Linked DNA regions of Homo sapiens: region 2 is linked to region 1. Evidence: chromatin loops called from intact Hi-C (ENCODE). Cell type or tissue: ovary. All regions are shown on one strand.

The links. Hi-C counts contacts between places; a loop is a spot of excess contacts. Peaks named below come from ENCODE experiments on the same cell type or tissue, not always from the same donor. Only the 100,000 strongest peaks of a DNase experiment are listed, where the experiment ranks them.
Region 2: a loop joins it to region 1, with 1.9 times the contacts of the local background. A loop is called at or near these places in 4 of 110 quality-filtered maps.

Annotation. Positions count from the first base shown.
Region 1 is chr2:238,596,050-238,598,549 of GRCh38, reverse strand. No RefSeq gene overlaps it. Among named protein-coding and RNA genes, the nearest start is that of LINC01107, 42 kb to the right of the region's middle. In ovary, no CTCF peak of the experiment used is centred here; a DNase peak (open chromatin) is centred at 1,269.
Region 2 is chr2:238,703,496-238,705,995 of GRCh38, reverse strand. No RefSeq gene overlaps it. Among named protein-coding and RNA genes, the nearest start is that of LINC01937, 15 kb to the left of the region's middle. In ovary, no CTCF peak of the experiment used is centred here; no DNase peak of the experiment used is centred here.

The DNA.
Region 1 (2,500 bases):
GCACAGGGTTCAAGCACAGGCATGGCAGAATGTGCTGTGCATTGTTTCAAGGTCCTCTCGGTGGCTGCATAAGGAATGGACTGACTCAGAGTGACAGGGTGACCCAGAGACCCAAGAAAAGCGGCAGCAGGAGAACAACCTGTGGCACTTAAGATGCCCAGAGCCATCCTGCGTGCTTTGCAAACATGAGCCCATGAAATGCTTGCCACCACGCAGTGGGGTGGGCACTGACATTGCCCCGATTTACAGAAAAGGCATCTGGGACACAGAGAAGTTGGCCTGCCGAGGTCTGGGAGTGACCCCGAAAATGGAGCAGGGCCTGAAACCAGGCAGTGGTGAAGGGGTAGGAAGACAAATTTGGTACAGAAACACTTAGGACTCAGTGCCCAACCAGGGGCAGGAATCTGGGAGAGGTCTGGGATGACCCCCAGGTCCCTGGTTGGGGTAACTGGAAGAGCTCAGGGCTGTAGGGAGAAGAGTCTATTTAAAGGGGAATGGAGGGGTCCCACTGGGGGCGGGACAATTTGGGAACATTAGTGGGATGTTGGGGGAGGATTAGATCTATAAGTCATGGACACCCAGGTCAGCCCCAAAGGGTAAATGTGTGGGGTGAGTAGAGAGCTAAGAAGCCACAGGAGACCCCACATCACTGAGTCCTCCTGCCTGATGGCCCCTCCAGGCCTTGGGACAACCTGCCCTAGGATTCCTGATTCCCAGTTGAGGGGAGAGAGGCCTGGGGAGAGGCAGAGCTCTTAGAGCCCGGGAGGACATTCTTGCTTCAAGGCTCAAGTAGGGGGATGAGAAGGAGGACCCTTGGCCGAGAAATTTCATGCAGTAAGGAGGGCTCAGAGTGGCTTATGCGGGAAAGAGGAAGTTCAAGAGCACCATAAAGGGTTAGAATTTCAGAGAGGAAAAGAACCTCTTAACACTTCCAATAGGTGATTTTCTCTTAAAAAAAAAAAAAAGAAAGAAAGAAAAAGTTTAAGAAGAAACTTTACAAAGGGAAAACGTAATGTTCAACCTCTGGGCAAATTCTAGCGGAAAAAGGGAGAGAGAGGGGTGGGTGGGAGGCTAACACAATTTATGGGCCCTCAGAGCCGCGCCAGCTTGAGGTGGCGGAGCCTCTTGGCCCGGGGCCTGCCTGCTGACTTGAGCTTTGAAAAACAACTTCCTGTCAATAAATGTGAACAAAAGTTTGGACCCATCTTCAAAGTGATGAGTTATGCTGAAAGTATGTTCCTGCAAACGGGGGGAATGGATTGTTCCTGGCGCTTTGGCATTCAAGAGAGTTTATAAATAACCACTCAGCTCTGCTCGGGTTATGCCTGCTGGGAGTGCCCAGTGCCAGCAAGCAGAGGGAGACCTGGGGAGCGGGGCAGCACTCCCTGGTAGGGCTGGCACAAAGTGCCCAGAGAAGCGCAAGTCACGTCTTGGCGTGGGAGTAGGGGGCTTCCCCAAGCCTCTGTTCAGGGCTGGGCAACCGGGGACCCCCTGGACCAGCTCTTCCATTTGCATTTTGGAGGGAAAAAAGGAAGGAATGGATTCTACATGTGGTTTCCATCGGCCCAGAAAAGTAAAAACATGTGTCAGCGTTTCTAGCAGAAATGGTCCTTGTTATTTTAATGAGAAAGACCATAATTAGGGACAACAGTGAAAAAGAAGCCATGGGTCCCCTTTGTGCCCTCCCCTCAACCGATGGGGAGCAGTCGCCCCAATGAACAGTCCTCCTGCCCTTAACCTGCTCCACCAGCACGGGAGGAAGGGAGAAAGCTGGGGACAGGCAAGTCCTCCAGCTCCAACAGTTCCATTCTCAGGGCTGAAGGTGCCGCCCAAGCAGCTCATTTGTCAGCGTTTAAACATCATTACAACGTTAACGGCCTCTCTGATGCCAAAGAGTTGGCTTTGCACGCCTATAAATTAGAGTACATCAAACCAGAGTTTATTGAGTCTTGGCCAATCAGAAGTAAAACTTCCATAACTTTTTACAATTCTCTACATTCTTCCAATTATATTAAAATATTTATTTGCACCCTGCATGATATATATAAACGTTTTATTAAGAACATTTGAAACCTGGTTCTTTAAACAGAAAAAAGATCCACTCCATGCTGGCAGAGGTCCGGCCAGTATGTGCTGTGTCCAGTTGGTTTCATGGAGGGAAACAGCTCTGATTGGATTTTCGAGGGATTAGCAAGAAGGAGTGGCAGAGCACGAAGCTGGCTCCCAATTCATGGCTGCGCCTCCCTTAGCAAATCCCCTGCATTTGGTCGTGACACCAATGAGGAGCAGGTCCCTGTTTTGTCTCTGCCTGGGCTGGCCTGTCTGGAACAGTCTTCTAGGGTCACAGTGCACGTCTGCCTCTGGGCAGCTGCCTGACCCAGGCCTCCACGAGAGCAGGGAAGAGGCACAGAGACGTTCCATGATGGCTGGGTGAAGAAGCAGGCAGTCGGGGTGAGTTAGGTTAAAACCCAAAGCCCCTTCTGCCCGGCCCTTTCCTGGC
Region 2 (2,500 bases), 110 kb before region 1:
GGAAAATTTAACAAAAATATCAAAAACGAGAGAAACTTTTAAATACTCCTAAAAGATACAAAGTAGAATTGGGGACAAATGGAACAATGCATTGTTTCGGGATTTTTGTCTTAACTATTCATAATGCTGAAAGCTACCGTTGAGAATGAAGACTACAATTTGAATATCCATGTTCAAAGGACAAAAAGAACCATGGAGACTTAAAGTCGGTTCAGTCATTGCATTGTTGATGGCAGTGCTGGTATACTTCTTCAGACTCCTGATATGTATTGTGAGATAAAACTAAAGGCCTGATATTGGGAACTAGGATTTTCAACATGAAATAAAGAAGAGACGGATTGGCTGGGTGTGGTGGCTCATGCCTGTAATCCCAGCACTGTGGAAGGCCAAGGTGGGTGGATCACGAGGATAGGAGTTTGAGAACAGCCTGACCAACATGGAGAATGCCCATCTCTACTAAAAATACAAAAATTAGCTGAGCGTGTGGCGGGCACCTGTAATCCCAGCTACTCAGGAGGCTGAGGCAGGAGAATCTCTTGAACCCAGGAGGCGGAGGTTGCAGTGAGCCAAGATCGTGCCACTGCACTCCAGCCTGGGCAACAGAGCAAGACTCTGTCTCAAAAAAAAAAAAAAAAAAAAAAAAAAGAGACTGATTGAAAATCAATAAGATTAAGACCGCTATAGACCTGAATTTACAGAGAAACAATCAGTCATGGTATATTTTAGCCTTAAAAATATATATATTTCTCCTAACTCCTTCCTAGTTCACCAGACTGGGCATAAGTCACAAAATCACCCTACTAGGAATGGGCTGGACCCCTGACGAGAAGAAAGGGACTCTAGCCTAAAGGAGGTGCAAAACTTAGCTCCTGGGTACGAGCAAGGTCAGTAGAAGACATGGAAGACAGATCCCGAGGGTGCTGGATCCAGGACAGGGGAACATGGGTTGGCCAAGGGAGAGTTTATTCATCTGGGAGCATTGTCCTTGATCCAGGGTTTAGCATCCTGGCGAGGCCCCAGGAGACAGTGCTAACATGCTGCTGTGTTGGCCCTTGGGAGCTTGGAGAAAGCAACGACCCATACTAAATGCAGTGGAAATCTAGAACCACAGAGCCAGAGGCTGGAAGAAGGGATCAAAACACTCAGAGAAATGGCCATGCCAGAGGGGACCTGATGCTCGAGGCCAGAAAGTCCCCACTGACTATGCTCAGCAGAAAGGTGCTGGGGACATCCCATTGACCAAAGCAACAAGGAATGCAGCGATCAGGGGGCATCAGCTCACTGAGAAGCTCAGGGGGAGAGGGGCTGACGGCGGGAGGTGGTGTTGCAGAACGAGGCTCTGATATAATGAGGACGACAGAGTCATGAAGTAACAGAGGCCAGATGGAAGCACTGGGACCTCAAAGCCATGTGGGAAAGAGGAATGTCAGGCACTTAGAGGGCTGTGGGACTCTGTGTCTGGGTTGACATTGATGCCTGGGGACCTGAGCATGCTCATCTGTTCAAGGGAGAGCACCTGGGGGCCAGATCATAAAGGAGGTCCTGGCCAGCTATGGACCACAGTAGGTTCTCAGGTCACCAAGAATCACCTCCCTCCTTCTCAAACATACGATTGGAATGGACATACTTGGTAATTGGCACCACCTTGTACCGACTCTTCACCCATGGATAACAGCTGTGACAGCGTAGGGAAAGTGAGTAGAAGCCATCGAAACATTCCTCCTCCCCAGCCAAGACAGTAAGTCAAAAATCGTACTGCATCCTGGGAACACAGAAATTCCTGCCACTGTCAAATACCTAAAAGATCAGGAGTGTGAGCCTCTTCAGACCCCACTGAATCCACCAGTCTAGTCCCTCCAGAAGCTCACACCCTCGAGGACTGCGTGGGCTCCCACAGACCCAACCAAGCCCTAGCCCCAGCTGCAGCTGCTGGGCCAGACGCGATGTCTTTGCCAGAGCAGAGCGGTATGGCTGTAGATGGGGAGAAGGCAGGCTCTGACCAGGCGAGTGTGTCCGTTCCCATTCTCAGAAAGGAGGATCAGAAGCAGTTGGCATTCATGTGGATGGACAGTAGGATCATCTAAGGTCTTGCCCTGTTATAATTGTCCTGCCCTCTGCCATAATGTGGGTCACCTGGCTATTCTGCAGAAGCCTGCAGCCCCCAGCCAACATCAATCTTTGAGAGCTCAGGGAGAGTTCAAGCTACCCATATGGGATCTGGCATACCCTTACTGCAGACCCAGGAATCCATTTTCCAGCAAACGAGGGGTGAGAATGGAATGCACTGGTGAGACTGAAAGATGGGCTTGGAGAAGACACCCTTGGAGCCGGACACCAACCTCTGGGATCCAGCACACGCCACACTCACATCCGGTCCACGGCGCACCGTGCCAGGGAGGGGGGCAGGAAGCATAGTCCCAGGAAGCAAGGCACGGGAGTAGGGACGGCCCACCCAGGGGATCTGTGCTTCCTGTTCCTGCACACCTGGGAGACAGGGCCA